2 separate regions of the Mus musculus genome follow, and region 1 is linked to region 2. A link is a loop called in an ENCODE intact Hi-C map of the cell type or tissue named here. Cell type or tissue: left cerebral cortex. All regions are shown on one strand. Links, peaks and the distances in the headings refer to the core of each region. The heading gives the core; the rest is flanking DNA. Region 1 has its middle 95 kb from the start of Gm46962. Region 2 has its middle 100 kb from the start of Gm46962.

The links. Hi-C counts contacts between places; a loop is a spot of excess contacts. Peaks named below come from ENCODE experiments on the same cell type or tissue, not always from the same donor. Only the 100,000 strongest peaks of a DNase experiment are listed, where the experiment ranks them.
Region 1: it touches region 2 in a loop (9-fold over the local background); 18 of 42 quality-filtered maps call a loop at or near these places.

What each region holds. Positions count from the first base shown.
Region 1 is chr6:70,120,173-70,131,048 of GRCm38, reverse strand. It overlaps Igk and the pseudogene Amd-ps2. Among named protein-coding and RNA genes, the nearest start is that of Gm46962, 95 kb to the left of the region's middle. In left cerebral cortex, for the core only: no CTCF peak of the experiment used is centred there; no DNase peak of the experiment used is centred there.
Region 2 is chr6:70,320,181-70,331,056 of GRCm38, reverse strand. It overlaps Igk and the pseudogene Amd-ps5. Among named protein-coding and RNA genes, the nearest start is that of Gm46962, 100 kb to the right of the region's middle. In left cerebral cortex, for the core only: no CTCF peak of the experiment used is centred there; no DNase peak of the experiment used is centred there.

The sequences.
Region 1 (10,876 bases), core at 1,201-9,200, 200 kb after region 2:
GATGTCAGCTGAGGCCGCATCTAATGGGGACGAAAGCCTTGTTTGTGGGGAATTTTGGATGATGCCTGCAGAAATATTACACTGTGCATAAACCAAATTGTATCATTTTCACAAGTGTCGTAAAGATTCATACAGTTAAAGTTCTTTTCTACATGCACATCAGTTCCACAGCAAGAGTGACATAGAACACCTAAACACAGAAGAGAGCATTCAAGCAAGATAACTAACTCCTTGATATAATAATGCATACACTTCAAAATGATTACACTATCATTACACCTAGGCCTTTCTGCAACTACGAGGTGGTGGTCATGGTTAGCATGGCCCCCAGGATCAGTATCTAGAAAGCAGCCACCATCTCCTGTGTGTCTTCTTTTTTTGCATTTTTTCTTCTTCATTTTTCCTAGTCAACTCTGCTGTTGTTGCTGTTTCTTAGAAAAACTGGTAAAAACAAAATTGTAATCATTGAACATAGCACTCTGGCAATCAAGACCTTTAAAGTCGTCAATCTTCTGGGGCGAAGAAAGCACTTGTGACATTTAGAACTCTGATTAACAAACAAGGTGGTCACAAATTTTCCTGGCTTGAAGACTTCCACAACTTTCCTGATCAGGTCGTCATAGCAGGTCTGACTTAGGTTTGTTTCAAAGCTAACATAAGAAAATTCTGGTTCTGGAGTGATATGAATAGTCCAATATGTTCCATCCGATTTCATTCCATATATCGAGTAGCCACAAGAATTAAACAGTGTGGCATCAATGACAGAACCTGGTATCAGGTCATGAATTCCACTCTCACGAGTGACATCCTTTGCAGTAACACCATCTTTCATGTAGAACTGGTCCATAACTGCTGGGTCAAGCTCATTCATCAGAATTTCCAGGGTTTGATCTGGCTGATTGATTACTCGGCTCTCTGGGAAATCCAAAGCATACAAGCGCCAGCAGTCAGAATTCATGCATCCCATACAATATGCTGCTTTATTTTGGAAAATTGTATTAAGAAACTCGATTTCTTTCTCGAAATTCTCGTGTGGAAGGGCTTCATGAAATTCTTATGAGAATAAAAGAAACTTTGAATTGGGTCAATCCCTAGCAAGCTTCAACAGGGGAACCAGTGCTTTCAGTAAGAGATGTACCAGATCAGTACCAGATGTCTTCAAAATGAAACGTTCCTTGGAGAAAAACATGCCACTCTCACTGAGTACATAAACTTCCTGCTTGTCAGTCTTTGTCACACTTATGATTGAGCACTGCACATCCTTCAAAAGGACATCCCACTCAGATCTTGGGATGGTACGAAGATCCCCAGATCCCTGTCTTGCGTCGGACTGCTGTCTGGAAAACAAGACCTCCAGCACTTTCTCGATCCCTTCGAAAAAAATGTGCAGCTTTCATCACCGTGAGAGTAACGAACAGCCAACAACCACAGAAAATCAACTAAATTAAATCTCTTCTCACGCCGCTCCTGCCGCCACTGCGGATTGTTCCATCTGTGTTACTAAAGTTCAGGTTCCTTTTTTTTTTTTTTTTTTTTTAATTTTTTTATTTGTTATTTTTGGCTTTTTGAGACAGGGTTTCTCTGTATAGCCCTAGCTGTCCTGGAACTCACTTTGTAGACCAGGCTTGCCTCGAACTGAGAAATCTGCCTGTCTCTGCCTCCTTAGTGTTAGGATTAAAGGCTTGCGCCACCACGCCTGGTTCCTTTTTTTTCCCTATAATTTTATGTTAACTTTTTTTTTTTTTTAAAGGACTAATAAAAATTTCCTGGCTATTTTTGTGAGCGAAAGTTGAACGTGAGTCTGTTGGAAATAGAGGCAGATACAGTTCAGTCTCTTGTAGTCCACTGTTTTCCTGTTAGAGAGAGTTGAGCGAGCGCTAGCTAATGTCGCTGGCCATACTGTGTAAGCCCTCCTGTATTTCTTTAAGGGAGTTATTTATGTCCTTCTTAAAGTCCTTTATCATCATCATGAAAAGTGATTTTAGGTCTGAATCTTGCTTTTTCAGTATGATGGTTTATCCAGGACTTGCTATATTGGGAGAATTGCGTTCTGATGATGCCCGGTAACTTTGATTTCTGTTGCTTATGTTCTTGTTTGTGCCCTCCTTCCAGCCTTGAGCAGGTTGCTCAGACCTGGCTTGCCACAGTTGCTAGCCCACCTAGGGTGGAGTCTTACGACCTAGGTAAAGTCTATTGTCCTGCCACATCTGCAGCTTTCCTCCAAGACACCACTACCTTCTGAGAGGCTGAAACTGTTTTCCTGACACTATCCTGTCAAAGCAGGGATCCTGACAAAGCAACAAGATCCTGGTGTGGTGGGGCATGGGTTCCCCCCCTTTATAATCTCAGACTCATAAGTAAATATTGGCCTTGATCAGAACTTTGTCATGACTTGTAATTTCTCTCCCAGCCTTAATCCAAAACATCATCTTTCCTTTCAGGAACCCAGTAACCTGTGGCCAGTTGTGGCTACACTTGTCCTTACATCCCACCATCTGGTTATCTATTGTGCTACCTGCCCTGGCTATATCTGACTGGAGCTTGTCCTTTCTGTGATACTAGTTGTGTCAGAACTTCTCAGAGTCAAGCTGTTTCTGGGACATTGAGATCTTGGTGTGACCAAGCTCCTGTGATCCTGCGATCCTGTGACCTTGGGTGTGTTAAAGCACTTGGGAGTGGACCTTCCTTTGGGTGTTGTGGGACTAGCTGTGGAGTTTGCTCATGGCACTGGCCCAGACCAGAAGGAACCCATGCCACTGGTCTTGAGGAGTTCCAGCATGCCTGGGTCCCATGAAGTTATTTTTTTGCCTGCTGAGTAATAGTCCATTGTGTAAATGTACCAGATTTTTAAAATTAAAATTAAATAACTTGTTTCACTCATTCTTTGGTTGAAGGACATCTAGGTTATTTCCAGTTACTGGTTCTTATGAATAAAGCTACTATAAACATAATTGAACACTTGTCATTGTGTTAGGCTGGAATGTCCTTTGGTTATTTTTCCATGAGTGGTATAGATGGTTCTTAAGGTATGTTGATTTTCAATTTTCATAGGAACTGTTATACTAATTTCCATAGTGGCTCCTAGAAGTTTGCACTCACACTTGCAATGGAAGAACATTCCCCTTGCTCCACATTCTTGCCAGCATGAGCTGTCACTTGTGTTTTTGATCTTAGACATTCTGACAGGAGTAAGATGTAATCTTAAAGTATCTTTGATTTGCCTTTCCCTTATGGATAAGGATTTTTTTTTAATATTGCTTTAAGTGTTTCTCATCTATTCAAGATTCCTCTGCTTATATCTGTACTCAATTTTTAAATTGAATTATTTGGCTTGTTAATGTCTAATTTCTTGAGTTATATTTTATTGCCCCCTCCCCCAGAGTCCACCCTCTGACTGTTTTCACACCCAAAACCCACTTGCTACCCCTCTTCCTCCACATGGATGTCCCCACCCCTCACCCCACCTGACCTCTAAACTCCCTGGAGCCTCCAGTATATTGAGGGTTAGGTGTATCATCTCTGAATGCTCTGGGAGCAGGTGATCCTCAACTGCTCTGAGTTTAGCGGGTCCTCTAGGATGGGTCACAATATGTGTCTTGATTGGAGCAGACCAGCTAAGAGTCTGCCCCAGCAGAAAGGACCAGGCAAGGGGCAGAAGGGACAGAAGGGGAGTGCTTTTTGGGAGGGCAGAGGTTTGGGTGGGTCATGGGTTCAGAGTTGACCACTGGTCTCTGAGCAGCAGCTCTGGGACTCTGGTGGAGGAGGGGGGGGGGTCTTACCAACTGCTCTGAGTGCAGCGGGTCTTCTAGGATTGGTCAGGATATGGTGTCTTTACTGAAGTAGACCAGCTAAGATTCTGCCCTAGCAAAAAGGACCGGGCAGAAGGTCGGAGTACAGGGTTTTAATGTATGACATAATGATTCTCTGGATTTCCTTGGTATCTATTGTTATGGCCCCCTTTTCATTTCTGCTTTTATTAGTATATACATTCTTTTTCTGTATTTTACTTTGTTTAGGTAAGGGTTTGTCTATTTTGTCAATTTTCTCATTGAACAAAGTTTTGTTTCCTTGATACTTTGTTCTTTTCTTTTTGAATCCATTTCATTAATTTCAGCCCCAAGTTTGTTAATTCTTATTGTGTACTCCTCTTGGGTGAGTGTGCTTCATTTTTCCCCTATAGGTTGTAGTGGTATTGTTGAGTTTTTTTATATTTAACAATTATTTATTTCTATTTTTCCTGCTGTATCTACTTCTTCTAGTGTATGTTTAAATCCAGAGATTTTCTCTTCCAACTGTTATATTTTTTTGGTTATACTTGTTTGTGTATTTTCTGTTTGCTTACCCAGATTTTCTATTTTATTTCTATTTTTCTATTTCTATTTTATCTTTATTGCTTTTTTTGTTTCTGTTTTCGTTTTTCGAGACAGGGTTTTTCTGTGTAGCTCTGGCTGCCCTGGAACTCACTCTGTAGACCAGGCTGGCCTCGAACTCAGACATTCACCTGCCTCTGCCTCCCAAGTGCTGGGATTAAAGGCCTGCACCACCACTGCCCGACTCTCTTTATTGCTTTTAATTTTACATTTTCAGGTCTTGGGCAGTTCCATTCATTTCATTTATCCCTGGCGGTTCCTTTTTTGTTTTATTTTTTATTGTTTTCTGATTTTGTTTGTTTTGTTTTATTTTTTCTAAGGGGTTTTATTAATTTCCTCTAATGTTATATTTTCTAATCCTTGATTTTTTTAAAGGGATTCATTTATTTATTCTTTAAGGACCTCCATCATTTCCATAAAGTTGCTTTTAAGGTCATTTATCTGTGCTTCAGTTGGGTTGAAATAGTAGGGTATTCAGGGCTTGTTGTAGTAGAGTGGCTGGGCTCTGGTGTTGACATATTGCCTCAGCTCTTGTTGATACTCTTCTTTTTCTTAATTAGATATTTTATTTGTTTACATTTCAAATGCTATCCCCTTTCCCAGTTTCCCTTCTGCAATCCCGCTCTCCCATTCCCCATTACCCTGCCTCATGGATGGTGCTCTCCTACCCACCCACCCACACTGGTCTCATAGCCCTAGCCTTCTTCTACAATGGGTCATCAAGCCTTCACAGGATCAAGGGCCTCCCCTCCCACTGATGCCAGAAAAAGCCCCTTCAGCTCCTTCAGTCCTTCCTCTAACTCCTCCATTTGGGCCCCTGTGCTCAGTCTGAAGGTTGGCTGTGAGCATATGCATCTGTATTGGTCAGGATCTGGCATAGCCTCTCAAGAGACAGCTGTATTAGGTTCCTGTCAGCAAGCACTTTTTGGCATCAGCAATAGTGTCTGGGTTTGGTGTCTGCATGTGAGTGAGATAGATCCCTAGGTGGAGTATTCTCTGGGTGGCCTTTCTTTCATTCTCTATTCCACTCTTTGTCCCTGTAATTCCTTTAGACAGGAGCAATTATGGGTTAAAATTTTGGAGATGGATGGGTGGCCCCATCTCTCAACCAGGGGACTGTGCCTAAACTCTGGATATAGTCTTGACAGGTTCTCCCTCTCCTTTGTGGGGTATTTCATCTAATGTCATCCCTATGGGGTCTTGGGAGGCTCTTGCTTTCCTGGCATCTGGGACTATCTGGTTGCTCCCTACCCCCAGCTCCCCATCCACTACTGCTATACACTTCTGTTCAATTTCCTCCATCTCCTCCATCTCCTCCATCTCCTCTCATACCTGATTCTGCCCCTCTGTTTTCTCTCCACATTCTCTGTTCCTCCCAAGGCCCTCCCATCTCCACTTCCCTTGATTATATTGTTCTCCCTAAGTAGAACTGAAGCATCAACTGTTTGGTCTATTTCTTCTTAAGCTTCGTGTAATCCATGAGTTATATCATGGGTATTCCATACTCTTTCGTCTCACTTATCAATGAGTACATATCGTATGTGTTCTTTTGTGACTGAGTTAACTCACTGGTATAATATTTCTAGATCCAATCATTTGCATGTGAATTTCATGAAGTAGTATATATATTCAGAATTGAAGTTCATTTTGGTACAAGGAACTTATTTTTCCTTTGATGTGTATGAGGTGTCTTTATTTTTTGATAACTTTTAGTTGAAAGTCAATTTTATTTGATATTAGAATGGATACTTTAGCTTGTTGATTGTGACCATTTGCTTGGAAAATTGTTTTCCCTTTTACTTGAGATAGTGCTGTCTTTGTCACTGAGGTGTATTTCCTGTATGCAACAAAATGCTGGGTCCTGTTTACATATTCAGTCTGTTAATCTATATCATTTTATTGAGGAATTGAGTCCATTGATATTAGGAGATATTAAAGAATCATGATTGGTGCTTTGTCTTATTTTTGTTGTTAGAGGTAGTGCTCTCATGTGTGTCAGCATTCCAAGGAGACCAGCTCTCTTCCAGTTGGATTTGGGTATAGAGACTTGTGGCACAGGGTCAGCTCTAGGTCCAGATGGAATGTGTCGATTGTGTTCTTATTATGGCATCTGGTAATTTGATTTTGGGAAGATTATAGGCTTAGGTGCTGATTTTTGAATTTGTCTTTTTTGGATTTATGTTTTGTTTCTTGGTTTCTGTTTTCTCTCAGTTCTTCTGGAGTAATCTGTGTTTAAGTAGAGTGTCTCCACCTTGCTGGATTTCTGATGGCCAGTGTAGACTCTGGTGCAGCAGGAAGATTCTGCATGAGTTATGGGCTGGAGTTCTGCTGACCAGCATAGCTTCTGGTCTGGCTGCAGACTGGGGTTCTGGTGGATAGTATGGCTTCTGGTGGAGTAGATGGCCTACACAAGAGTTGGGGTCTGGGATATAATGAGAAGGGGATGAGTACTGGTTGGGTATAGGATAGGAAAAGACAAAGGGAGCACAAAGTGTCTGAAGATAAAATGGGGTACTTAATGGGTTTTGGTAGCTTCTGTAGCCTCAGGTTGATCAGGAGGCTTCTGCCAGAGTTGTGGGCAGAATATGGTAATAAGAATAAAAGGGACATTTGGAGGTGGGCTAGGAAAGCCATGAAGTTGTGTGGCAGTCTGTGGAAGTCTTACCAATATGGCCTTTGTTGGGATAGGAGGATTCCACTGAAGTTGTGGAAGCTATACTTTTCAAAGGCAAGCCCCTCGTGCCCTCACACTAGCCCTCTCTTTTTCTTTCTGTCATCTGCCACTTACAATATTAAATTAATCAATTAGGTCAGGATTTCACAATTCATTTACATGGAAATGTTTGGATCTAGCAGCTGGTATAAAACTTCACACATGCACCGTTAGTTGGACAATTCCAAAGCAAATTATAAGTGTAAGTAAATGCTTTCTGAGATAACACCCAGAACTGAATCTAATTGGCATACATGTGGAACTGAACAACCTGAACATCTAACAAAATGATAAAAGTGCAAAACAACCATACAATATTCTTAGAATATTATAACAATTGATAATTCCCTGCATGAAAGTAAAGTAGGTATTAGCCACCTGAAACACCTGGAGCTCATCCACTGTGCAGACAGCTGTGGGTTTCCGGTCTGTTCAGATCATCCTCAATTCTCACTTGTCCCATGTACAACACCTTGCTCAGAAATTCTTCAGTGATCTTTGATCATGGTTGTGAACACAAACAGGGCAATCGATGACCTGCAAAACTAATCTGCTGCTATTTGAGTTTCTGTAGAACAGACTTCAGCATTGATTATGTGGTTGTGCATATGTTTAGGCAGGCGACAGTGGTAGAAAAAGTACACAATTATAAGATGTTTCTCACATCAAAGATGTCAGCAGCCTATCAGGTTAGGAGCTTAACGTGAAGATGAATTTTCTTTAGACATCTGTATCTCCTAGTGACACGTGGTTCTTTGATTTCACTATTAAATTTCTGTGGCGGAGGAACAAATGATCATTAGTTAAGGAGCTCATTAGTAGTCATACTTTTAAGTCACAAGTCTAATGACCACGTGACTGAGATTTTGGCTAACGGTCTTTCCATATCTAAATAGAGAAGTTGGCCATGGTTTGAAATATGGCCTCCTTCTTCTCCAAAGCCATCACAGAAGACTGTTCTTCACATCAAGTCATGTTCATATCATGAGCCTTATTGAGTTTCTTTGAGTCTAGAACTAGAGTTTGAGGGATTCTGTGATTAGTTTAGGTCCACTTAGATAAGATCTCTCTTAAAGTCCCCTTCTATCAATATAGCTATGAAATCTTTTGTTTAAAGATTTTTATTACTGTCTTCTTTCTTTTTTATTTCTTTCCTTTCTAATTTTTTATTTATATTTCCAATACTGCCCCCTTCCAGGTCCCCTCTCTAAGAGTTCTTCACCCCCTCCACCCTTCCTTTTGCCTCTGAGATGGTCCCCCAAACCCACCACTCTCCCACCACCCCACCCTTTTTCTTCTGCACTCCCCTTCCTGGGGTATCAAGTTCCTACAGGATTAAGGGCATAATCTCCCACTGAGGCCATACAAGTCAGTCTTTTATTACATACATGCTGATCAGCTGGGGATTTGCTTCTAGCATCCTGTGTAGGGCTGGATTAGTCAAAAATTATTGTTTAAATTTGGTTTTCTCATGGATTATCTTGGCTTCTCCATTTACGGTGATTCAACATTTTGCTGAGTACAGTAGCATGAGCTGGTATTTGTGTTCTCTTAGGGTCTACATGACATCTGTCTAGGATCTTCTGGCTTTTAGAGTCTTGTTGAGAAGTCAGGTGTAATTCTGATAGGTGTGTCTCTATATGTTACTTGGCCTTTTTTCCTTACAGCTTTCAATATTCTTCCTTTGTTCTGTACATTTGGTGTTTTGGTTATTATAAGGGTGGGACATTTTCTTTTCTGGTCCAATCTATTTGGTGTTCTGTAGACTTCTTGTACATTTATGGCCATCTCTTTCTTTAAAACATGGACGTTTTCTTTCATGATTCTGTTGAAGATGTTTGCTGGCCCTTTGAACTGAGCATCTTCTTCTTCTATTCCTATTATTCTTAGGTTTATTCTTTTCATTGTGTCCCAAGTTTCCTGAATTTTTTAGGTCAGGAACTTTTTACCCTTTGTATTTTCTTGTACTGTTGTGTTGATATATTCTATGATATCTTTCATGCCTGAGATTTTCTTTTTCATCTCTTGAATCCTGTTGGTGATATTTGCATCTGTAGTTCCTGATCTCTTTCTTAGGTTTTTCCATCTTCAGGGTTTCCTCCATTTGTGATTTCTATATTTTTTCTATTTCCATTTTTAGGTCTTGGACTGCTTTTTTTCAACTCCTGCACCTATTTGGTTGTATATTCCTGTATTTCTTGAAGGGATTTATGTGTTTCCAATTTAAGGGTTTCTATTTGTTTGCCTGAGTTTTCCTGTATTTCTTTAAGGAACTTGTTTATATCCTCCTTAAAGGCCTCTTTCATCTTCATGATATGGGATTTTAGGTCAGAATCTTGTTCTTTGGGTTTGTAAGTGTATTCAGGGCTTGCTGTGGTAGGAAAACTGGGTTCTGATGCTGTCAAATTATATTAGCTTCTGTTGAATATGTTCTTGTGCTTGCCTTTCAATATCTGGTTATCTCTGGTGTTAACTGGTCTGGGTGTCTCAGACTGGAACAGACCTCCTTGGATGCAAGTAGAGCTGTGTGACCTGGGTGAGAGAAGGCCTTTTGGGAGGCAGGCAATGCTATCTTTTGTTAGGGAAGGCCTCTTCTGTCCCTGGTGAGAGAGGGTCTCCTATTTCCCTGGTTAGGGTAAATTTCCTGGGAGACAAGCTGGCTTTGGAGTCTAGAAGCAGAAGGCACTTTGATCTGTGTTCCTGGTCATGGTAGAAGTCCTTAAAGTTAAGTAGGCTGGAGGGAGGGGGACAACATGCTGATCTGCTACAGGTTCAGGTAGAGGTGCAGAATGGAAGGATGATGGGGCACATGTAGTGTGGGATAAATCTCATGTATGCTATGCTCTGAGGAGTCCTAGATGTTATGGGTATTGGGGTGAGGGTCTCACCCATGTTCCTACTTATGGCAGATCTCCTGGGAGACAGATAGGCTGTGAGATCCTGTGAGGGGCAGGCTCAGTTATATCTCCAAATTTCTGAATCCTTTGCTACAGTCTTCTGTGTCTTCACCATCCAGGGCTCTTAGTTCTAATTCACATGTAAGCAGATCTGCCTGAGCAATAGAAAAACTGAGATGTTCCAGGGCTGCTGGGCAACTGTGCTGCTGAATGCTGACTTGTGCAGGACCACCATAGCTAAGAAACTGAATCTCAGCAAAGTTTTATGGGTCCCATATACATATATACATATAAGCATCTACTGAAATGGGTTTCTATATGATCTCTCAAATGGCCCTTAGTGCTACCTATCTTCCTGTATTCTCTCTCTTACCTTCCTCTTTGAACACAGTACTAGTGTCTTCATGCCTACTGACTAGTGTTCATGTTACTGAAAGATATTCCTCATTTTACCAGAGGAGAAAGGTAACCTAATTAGAAACCCTGTGATCTTCTGTTCAATTGAATTTAATGCTCTCTCCAAGAGATGCAACCCAAGCCAGGTGGTCAAGAAAATGCAACTAGATAGGCCATGGGTCTAAGTGAAACCCAGATGCTATAGTTCTGAGAAGGGATACAGCAATGAAATGAAATCATTAGGTTGACATTTTGTTATACCCATAGATCAAAGCATTGCTTCATCATTAGAGAAGCTTCTTCCTGCAGTGGATGGAAAGTAATATAGAGACTAACAGACAGACAAAGTAGAAAGAGTGAGATCTTGGAGTTCAGTCCTACATGGATTGTTTTCATCAAACTCCTCCCCTGAGAGCTCAGAGATCTCTGTAGATGAGGAAGCAAAAAAATTTTGAGATGATGGATGACATAAAGAAAACACTGTCCTCTAGACACAACAG
Region 2 (10,876 bases), core at 1,251-9,250:
ATACACAGCAGGACACTGTCACATACAAGCAAGCAGAAAGTATATATGGATTTTACACTACTGGACCTATTTCTTCAAGTTCCAAATCAGAGAGACCACTGGATGACAAACAACAAATTTCTAATTCCTCATATTTTTGAATTTCAATTGATTAGGATATGTTGATAAAATTAACTTTCATATTAAGAGATATTAAGGAAAAGTGATCATTACTTCCTGTTATTTTTGTTGTTAGAGGTGGAATTATGTTTGTGTGGGTTTGTTGAAAGATTATTTTCTTGCTTTTTCTTGGGTGTAGTTTTCCTCCTTGTGTTGGTGTTTTACATCTATTATCATTTATATTGTGTAAATTTGGTTTTGCCATGGAATAACTTGTTTTCTCTGCCTAAGGTAATTGTAAGTTTTGTTGGGTATAAGTAGCCTGGGGTGGCATTTCTGTTCTCTTAAGGTCTGCATGACATCTGCCCGGGACCTTCTAGCTTTGATAGTCTTGCTGATAAGTCTGGTGTAATTCTGATAGGTCTTTATATGTTACTTGACCTTTTTCCCTTACTGCTTTTAATATTTCTTTGTTTACTGCACTTGGTGTTTTGATTATTATGCGACAGGAGGAATATCTTTCCAGGTCCAAACTATATGGAGTTCTGTAGGCTTCTTGTATGTTCATGGGAATCTCTTTTTTTAGGTTAGGGAAGTTTTCTTCTATAATTTTGTTGAAGATATTTACTGGCCCTTAAATTGGGAATCTTTACTCTCTTCTTTACCTATTATCCTTAGGTTTGGTCTTCTCAACGTGTCCTGGGTTTCCTGGATGTTTTGGGTTAGAACCTTTTTGCTTTTTGAGTTTTCTTTGACTGTTGTGTCAATGTTTTCTATGATATCTTCTTCACCTGAGATTCTCTGTTCTATCTCTTGTATTGTTTTGGTGATGCTTGCATCTATGACTCCTGATCTCTGTCCTAAGTTTTCTATCTCCAGGGTCATCTCTCTTTACTATTTCTTTATTGTTTCTGTTTCCATTTTTAGATCCTAAATGATTTTGTTCATTTCCTTCACCTGTTTGAGTTTTCTTGTAATCCTTTAAGGGATTTTTGTGTTTTCTCTTTAAGGCTTTCTAGTTTCTATCTCTTTGCCTCTGTTCTTCTATATTTCTTTCTTTCTTTTTTTCTTACTAGACAATTAAACAAACTTTTATTGAGGCTTACATTGTGGTACAGAAATACATTTCAGCTGATTAAAAGTCTAACACCAACAAAGAGAAATTATGGCATCAAAACTTCCCCACCTGTAATTAGACTAGATCACTAGTTTACCTACAGTTGTTCTAAGCTTTGTTCCACACAAACCTATGCAATTATCAACATTAGAATTCTTAATTAAGATGGCAAAATCAGACCTCAAGCCAAAATCTACTGGGTTACAAAATCCAGCTTAAATAAGCACTGGCCCTCCAAACAGCAATTTAAAATAGGTGCTGTGCTCATTACAGAATCAGACAGATAAAGCTGATCGAAAGCTTCCCCAAAGAAGCCTTCAATCAACACTGTGTAGAAAGAGTCCATACAGTGTTCCAACCAATTGATCTCAAACCAAGTAGATTCTGTTTAGAAACGCTAAAAAAGTGCTTTGTTATAAATACTGAAGGAACAAAACATCACTGCATCAGTCCAGAAAACAGAAAACAGTCAGTCCAGAAAACAGGAGGGCAATAAATAGGGAGTTCAGTCCAGTCTTTTCTGTTTAAGTCCCACCAACATTCCGACTCTTCAATGCCCATTATTTCTAGTGCCATTAAATAGGTTCAGAATAGTGTGCCGTTCCATCCATTCATCCATTCACTATCTGGCTGAGTAACCTGGAGAAGTTTCCTTCCTCTGCTCAGTCATTCATCTGATAATCTGAAGGCCATGGTGAAAGGAAGACCAGAGACCAGCCGACAGCAGGACAGGTGGAAACCACAGATTCTCTTTCGAATCAAAATCTCCTTTAGTAAAACCTCATGGCAACGGCAGCCTTTACTGAGGTCAGGCTTAGGACTACGTATCTGCTTTGACATAGTGGACATTGCTATCAATTAATAAGTTAGTGAAGGCATGGTAGGCACTCCATTAATGCTAATTAAGGTGTGCTGCACAGCCTATCATTTCCATGGAGTTTTCTTTAATGGGTTCTCCTTGCTCATCTCCCTGGAGACTGAGTTCTTTTCATTTGATACATTCAGTTTTGTCATTTATCTTCCACAGAAATTCATGCCAATAAAGAGACCACATTCTTATGTCTTAGGAAAAAAAATTAATCAAGGGACCATCTCCAAACTCTCATCTGGGATTGTAAGATTATAATATAAGCCCACAGTGTAGCAGTGTATTGCTTCATCAAAGGTGGTGGAAAAACCATAGGACTCTACATACAGGAGCAACTATTAAAACAGCAGAATATGAAACAAGCAACTGGAGTCATTTTCTTACAAAGACTCAACTTGTGGAAGAAAATCTTTAATTGCCATCATAAAACACCTGTATGTAGTAAAAAATGGTTTTGAGTAACATTAGTAGAGAATATGCCCTAGAAAGTAGAGGTAACTGGATGTAAAAACTCTGGCATCAATTTAATAGAACAGTTGCAGATATCAGCTGAGGCCGCATCTAATGGGGACGAAAGCCTTGTTTGTGGTGAATTTTGGATGATGCCTGCAGAAATATTACACTGTGCATAAACCAAATTGTATCATTTTCACAAGTGTCGTAAAGATTCATACAGTTAAAGTTCTTTTCTACATGCACATCAGTTCCACAGCAAGAGTGACATAGAACACCTAAACACAGAAGAGAGCATTCAAGCAAGATAACTAACTCCTTGATATAATAATGCATACACTTCAAAATGATTACACTATCATTACACCTAGGCCTTTCTGCAACTACGAGGTGGTGGTCATGGTCAGCATGGCCCCCAGGATCAGCATCTAGAAAGCAGCCACCACCTCCTGTGTGTCTTCTTTTTTTGCATTTTTTCTTCTTCATTTTTCCTAGTCAACTCTGCTGTTGTTGCTGTTTCTTAGAAAAACTGGTAAAAACAAAATTGTAATCATTGAACATAGCACTCTGGCAATCAAAACCTTTAAAGTTGTCAATCTTCTGGGGCGAAGAAAGCACTTGTGACATTTAGAACTCTGATTAACAAACAAGGTGGTCACAAATTTTCCTGGCTTGAAGACTTCCACAACTTTCCTGATCAGGTCGTCATAGCAGGTCTGACTTAGGTTTGTTTCAAAGCTAACATAAGAAAATTCTGGTTCTGGAGTGATATGAATAGTCCAATATGTTCCATCCGATTTCATTCCATATATCGAGTAGCCACAAGAATTAAACAGTGTGGCATCAATGACAGAACCTGGTATCAGGTCATGAATTCCACTCTCACGAGTGACATCCTTTGCAGTAACACCATCTTTCATGTAGAACTGGTCCATAACTGCTGGGTCAAGCTCATTCATCAGAATTTCCAGGGTTTGATCTGGCTGAATGATTACTCGGCTCTCTGGGAAATCCAAAGCATACAAGTGCCAGCAGTCAGAATTCATGCATCCCATACAATATGCTGCTTTATTTTGGAAAATTGTATTAAGAAACTCGATTTCTTTCTCGAAATTCTCGTGTGGAAGGGCTTCATGAAATTCTTATGAGAATAAAAGAAACTTTGAATTGGGTCAATCCCTAGCAAGCTTCAACAGGGGAACCAGTGCTTTCAGTAAGAGATGTACCAGATCAGTACCAGATGTCTTCAAAATGAAACGTTCCTTGGAGAAAAACATGCTACTCTCACTGAGTACATAAACTTCCTGCTTGTCAGTCTTTGTCACACTTATGATTGAGCACTGCACATCCTTCAAAAGGACATCCCACTCAGATCTTGGGATGGTACGAAGATCCCAGATCCCTGTCTTGCGTCGGACTGCTGTCTAGAAAACAAGACCTCCAGCAGTTTCTCGGTCCCTTCGAAAAATATGTGCAGCTTTCATCACCGTGAGAGTAACAAACAGCCAACAACCACAGAAAATCAACTAAATTAAATCTCTTCTCACGCCGATCCTGCCGCCACTGCGGATTGTTCCATCTGTGTTACTAAAGTTCAGGTTCCTTTTTTTTTTTTTAAATTTTTTAATTTTTTTATTTGTTATTTTTGGCTTTTTGAGACAGGGTTTCTCTGTATAGCCCTAGCTGTCCTGGAACTCACTTTGTAGACCAGGCTTGCCTCGAACTGAGAAATCTGCCTGCCTCTGCCTCCTTAGTGTTAGGATTAAAGGCTTGCGCCACCACGCCTGGTTCCTTTTTTTTTCCTATAATTTTATGTTAACTTTTTTTTTAAAGGACTAATAAAAATTTCCTGGCTATTTTTGTGAGCGAAAGTTGAACGTGAGTCTGTTGGAAATAGAGGCAGATACAGTTCAGTCTCTTGTAGTCCACTGTTTTCCTGTTAGAGAGAGTTGAGCGATCGCTAGCTAATGTCGCTGGCCATACTGTGTAAGCCCTCCTGTATTTCTTTAAGGGAGTTATTTATGTCCTTCTTAAAGTCCTTTATCATCATCATGAAAAGTGATTTTAGGTCTGAATCTTGCTTTTTCAGTATGATGGTTTATCCAGGACTTGCTATATTGGGAGAATTGGGTTCTGATGATGCCGGGTAATCTTGATTTCTGTTGCTTATGTTCTTGTTTGTGCCCTCCTTCCAGCCTTGAGCAGGTTGCTCAGACCTGGCTTGCCACAGTTGCTAGCCCACCTAGGGTGGAGTCTTACGACCTAGGTAAAGTCTATTGTCCTGCCACATCTGCAGCTTTCCTCCAAGACACCACTACCTTCTGAGAGGCTGAAACTGTTTTCCTGACACTATCCTGTCAAAGCAGGGATCCTGACAAAGCAACCAGATCCTGGTGTGGTGGGGCATGGGTTCCCCCCCTTTATAATCTCGGACTCATAAGTAAATATTGGCCTTGATCAGAACTTTGTCATGACTTGTTATTTCTCTCCCAGCCTTAATCCAAAACATCATCTTTCCTTTCAGGAACCCAGTAACCTGTGGCCAGTTGTGGCTACACTTGTCCTTGCCTCCCACCATCTGGTTATCTATTGTGCTACCTGCCCTGGCTATATCTGACTGGAGCTTGTCCTTTCTGTGATCCTAGTTGTGTCAGAACTTCTCAGAGTCAAGCTGTTTCTGGGACATTGAGATCTTGGTGTGACCAAGCTCCTGTGATCCTGCGATCCTGTGTCCTGGGTGTGTTAAAGCACTTGGGAGTGGAGCTTCCTTTGGGTGTTGTGGGACTAGCTGTGGAGTTTGCTCATGGCACTGGCCCAGACCAGAAGGAACCCATGCCACTGGTCTTGAGGAGTTCCAGCATGCCTGGGTCCCATGAAGTTATTTTTTTTTTGCCTGCTGAGTAATAGTCCATTGTGTAAATCTACCAGATTTTTAAAATTAAAATTAAATAACTTGTTTCACTCATTCTTTGGTTGAAGGACATCTAGGCTATTTCCAGTTGCTTGTTCTTATGAATAAAGCTACTGTAAACATAATTGAACACTTGTCATTGTGTTAGGCTGGAATGTCCTTTGGTTATTTTTCCATGAGTGGTATAGATGGTTCTTAAGGTATGTTGATTTTCAATTTTCATAGGAACTGTTATACTAATTTCCATAGTGGCTCCTAGAAGTTTGCACTCACACTTGCAATGGAAGAACATTCCCCTTGCTCCACATTCTTGCCAGCATGAGCTGTCACTTGGGTTTTTGATCTTAGACATTCTGACAGGAGTAAGATGTAATCTTAAAGTATCTTTGATTTGCCTTTCCCTTATGGATAAGGATTTTTTTTAACATTGCTTTAAGTCTTTCTCATCTATTCAAGATTCCTCTGCTTATATCTGTACTCAATTTTTAAATTGAATTATTTGGCTTGTTAATGTCTAATTTCTTGAGTTATATTTTATCGCCCCCTCCCCCAGAGTCCACCCTCTGACTGTTTTCACACCCAAAACCCACTCGCTACCCCTCTTCCTCCACATGGATGTCCCCACCCCTCAACCCACCTGACCTCTAAACTCCCTGGAGCCTCCAGTATATTGAGGGTTAGGTGTATCATCTCTGAATGCTCTGGGAGCAGGTGATCCTCAACTGCTCTGAGTTTAGCGGGTCCTCTAGGATGGGTCACAATATGTGTCTTGATTGGAGCAGACCAGCTAAGAGTCTGCCCCAGCAGAAAGGACCAGGCAAGGGGCAGAAGGGACAGAAGGGGAGTGCTTTTTGGGAGGGCAGAGGTTTGGGTGGGTCATGGGTTCAGAGTTGACCACTGGTCTCTGAGCAGCAGCTCTGGGACTCTGGTGGAGGAGGGGGGGGTCTTACCAACTGCTCTGAGTGCAGCGGGTCTTCTAGGTTTGGTCAGGATATGGTGTCTTTACTGAAGTAGACCAGCTAAGATTCTGCCCTAGCAAAAAGGACCGGGCAGAAGGTCGGAGTACAGGGTTTTAATGTATGACATAATGATTCTCTGGATTTCCTTGGTATCTATTGTTATGGCCCCCTTTTCATTTCTGCTTTTATTAGTATATACATTCTTTTTCTGTATTTTACTTTGTTTAGGTAAGGGTTTGTCTATTTTATCAATTTTCTCATTGAACAAAGTTTTGTTTCCTTGATACTTTGTTCTTTTCTTTTTGAATCCATTTCATTAATTTCAGCCCCAAGTTTGTTAATTCTTATTGTGTACTCCTCTTGGGTGAGTGTGCTTCATTTTTTCCCCTATAGGTTGTAGTGGTATTGTTGAGTTTTTTTTTATATTTAACAATTATTTATTTATATTTTTCCTGCTGTATCTACTTATTCTAGTGTATGTTTAAATCCAGAGATTTTCTCTTCCAACTGTTATATTTTGTTGGTTATACTTGTGTGTGTATTTTCTGTTTGCTTACCCAGATTTTCTATTTTATTTCTATTTTATCTTTATTGCTTTTTTTGTTTCTGTTTTCGTTTTTCGAGACAGGGTTTTTCTGTGTAGCTCTGGCTGCCCTGGAACTCACTCTGTAGACCAGGCTGGCCTCGAACTCAGACATTCACCTGCCTCTGCCTCCCAAGTGCTGGGATTAAAGGCCTGCACCACCACTGCCCGACTCTCTTTATTACTTTTAATTTTACATTTTCAGGTCTTGGGCAGTTCCATTCATTTCATTCATCCCTGGCGGTTCCTTTTTTGTTTTATTTTTTATTGTTTTCTGATTTTGTTTGTTTTGTTTTATTTTTTCTAAGGGGTTTTATTAATTTCCTCTAATGTTATATTTTCTAATCCTTGATTTTTTTAAGGGATTCATTTATTTATTCTTTAAGGACCTCCATCATTTCCATAAAGTTGCTTTTAAGGTCATTTATCTGTGCTTCAGTTGGGTTGAAATAGTAGGGTATTCAGGGCTTGTTGTAGTAGAGTGGCTGGGCTCTGGTGTTGACATATTGCCTCAGCTCTTGTTGATACTCTTCTTTTTCTTAATTAGATATTTTATTTGTTTACATTTCAAATGCTATCCCCTTTCCCAGTTTCCCTTCTGCAATCCCCCTCTCCCATTCCCCATCCCCCTGCTTCATGGATGGTGCTCTCCTACCCACCCACCCACAGTGGCCTCATTGCCTTAGCATTCTTCTACAATGGGTCATCAAGCCTTCACAGGATCAAGGGCCTCCCCTCCCACTGATGCCAGAAAAAGCCCCTTCAGCTCCTTCAGTCCTTCCCCTAACTCCTCGATTTGGGCCCCTGTGCTCAGTCTGAAGGTTGGCTGTGAGCATATGCATCTGTATTGGTCAGGATCTGGCATAGCCTCTCAAGAGACAGCTGTATTAGGTTCCTGTCAGCAAGCACTTTTTGGCATCAGCAATAGTGTCTGGGTTTGGTGTCTGCATGTGAGTGAGATAGATCCCTAGGTGGAGTATTCTCTGGGTGGCCTTTCTTTCATTCTCTATTCCACTCTTTGTCTCTGTAATTCCTTTAGACAGGAGCAATTATGGGTTAAAATTTTAGAGATGGATGGGTGGCCCAATCTCTCAACCAGGGGACTGTGCCTAACCTCTGGGTATAGTCTTGACAGGTTCTCCCTCCCCTTTGTGGGGTCTTTCATCTAATGTCATCCCTATGGGGTCTTGGGAGGCTCTTGCTTTCCTGGCATCTGGGACTATCTGGTTGCTCCCTACCCCCAGCTCCCCATCCACTACTGCTATACACTTCTGTTCAATTTCCTCCATCTCCTCCATCTCCTCCCATACCTGATTCTGCCCCTCTGTTTTCTATCCACATTCTCTGTTCCTCCCAAGGCCCTCCTACCTCCACTTCCCTTGATTATATTGTTCTCCCTAAGTAGGACTGAAGCATCAACTGTTTGGTCTATTTCTTCTTAAGCTTCGTGTAATCCATGAGTTATATCATGGGTATTCCATACTCTTTCATCTCACTTATCAATGAGTACATATCGTATGTGTTCTTTTGTGACTGAGTCAACTCACTGGTATAATATTTCTAGATCCAATCATTTGCATGTGAATTTCATGAAGTAGTATAGATATTCAGTATTGAAGTTCATTTTGGTACAAGGAACTTATTTTTCCTTTGATGTGTATGAGGTGTCTTTATTTTTTGATAACTTTTAGTTGAAAGTCAATTTTATTTGATATTAGAATGGATACTTTAGTTTGTTGATTGGGACCATTTGCTTGGAAAATTGTTTTCCCTTTTACTTGAGATAGTGCTGTCTTTGTCACTGAGGTGTATTTCCTGCATGCAACAAAATGCTGGGTCTTGTTTACATATTCAGTCTGTTAATCTATATCATTTTATTGAGGAATTGAGTCCATTGATATTAGGAGATATTAAAGAATCATGATTGGTGCTTTGTCTTATTTTTGTTTTTAGAGGTAGTGCTCTCATGTGTGTCAGCATTCCAAGGAGACCAGCTCTCTTCCAGTTGGATTTGGGTATAGAGACTTGTGGCACAGGGTCAGCTCTAGGTCCAGATGGAATGTGTCGATTGTGTTCTTATTATGGCATCTGGTAATTTGATTTTGGGAAGATTATAGGCTTAGGTGCTGATTTTTGAATTTGTCTTTTTTGGATTTATGTTTTGTTTCTTGGTTTCTGTTTTCTCTCAGTTCTTCTGGAGTAATCTGTGTTTAAGTAGAGTGTCTCCACCTTGCTGGATTTCTGATGGCCAGTGTAGACTCTGGTGCAGCAGGAAGATTCTGCATGAGTTATGGGCTGGAGTTCTGCTGACCAGCATAGCTTCTGGTCTGGCTGCAGACTGGGGTTCTGGTGGATAGCATCGCTTCTAGTGGAGTAGATGGCTTACACAAGAGTTGGGATCTGGGATATGATGAGAAGGGGATGAGTACTGGTTGGGTATAGGATAGGAAAAGACAAAGGGAGCACAAAGTGTCTGAAGATAAAATGGGGTACTTAATGGGTTTTTGTAGCTTGTGTAGCCTCAGGTTGATCAGGAGGCTTCTGCCAGAGTTGTGGGCAGAACATGGTAATAAGAATAAAAGGGACATTTGGAGGTGGGCTTGGAAAGCCATGAAGTTGTGTGGCAGTCTGTGGAAGTCTTACCAATATGGCCTTTGTTGGGATAGGAGGATTCCACTGAAGTTGTGGAAGCTATACTTTTCAAAGGCGTGCCCCTTGTTCCCTCACACTAGCACTCTGTTTTTCTTTCTGTCATCTGCCACTTACAATATTAAATTAATCAATTAGGTCAGGATTTCACAATTCATTTACATGGAAATGTTTGGATCTAGCAGCTGGTATAAAACTTCACACACGAACCTTTAGTTGGACAATTCCAAAGCAAATTATAAGTGTAAGTAAATGCTTTCTGAGATAACACCCAGAACTGAATGTAATTGGCATACATGTGGAACTGAACAACCTGAACATCTAACAAAATGATAAAAGTGCAAAACAACCATACAATATTCTTAGAATATTATAACAATTGATAATTCCCTGCATGAAAGTAAAGTAGGTATTAGCCACCTGAAACACCTGGAGCTCATCCACTGTGCAGACAGCTGTGGGTTTCCAGTCTGTTCAGATCATCCTCAATTCTCACTTGTCCCACGTACAACACCTTGCTCAGAAATTCTTCAGTGATCTTTGATCATGGCTGTGAACACAAACAGGGCAATCGATGACCTGCAAAACTAATCTGCTGCTATTTGAGTTTCTGTAGAACAAACTTCAGCATTGATTATGTGGTTGTGCATATGTTTAGGCAGGCGACAGTGGTAGAAAAAGTACACAATTATAAGATGTTTCTCACATCAAAGATGTCAGCAGCCTATCAGGTTAAGAGCTTAACGTGAAGATGAATTTTCTTTAGACATCTGTATCTCCTAGTGACATGTGGTTCTTTGATTTCACTATTAAATTTCTGTGGCGGAGGAACAAATGATCATTAGTTAAGGAGCTCATTAGTGGTCAAACTTTTAAGCCACATGTCTAATGACCACGTGACTGAGATTTTGGCTAACGTTCTTTCCATAACTAAATAGAGAAGTTTGGCATGGTTTGAAGTATGGCCTCCTTCTTCTCTAAAGCCATCATAGAAGAATGTTCTTCACATCAAGTCATGTTCATATCATGAGCCTTATTGAGTTTCTTAGAGTCTAGAACTAGATTTTGAGGGATTCTGTGATTAGTTTAGGTCCACTTAGATAAGATCTCTCTTAAAGTCCCCTTCTATCAATATAGCTATGAAATCTTTTGTTTAAAGATTTTTATTACTGTCTTCTTTCTTTTTTATTTCTTTCCTTTCTAATTTTTTATTTATATTTCCAATACTGCCCCCTTC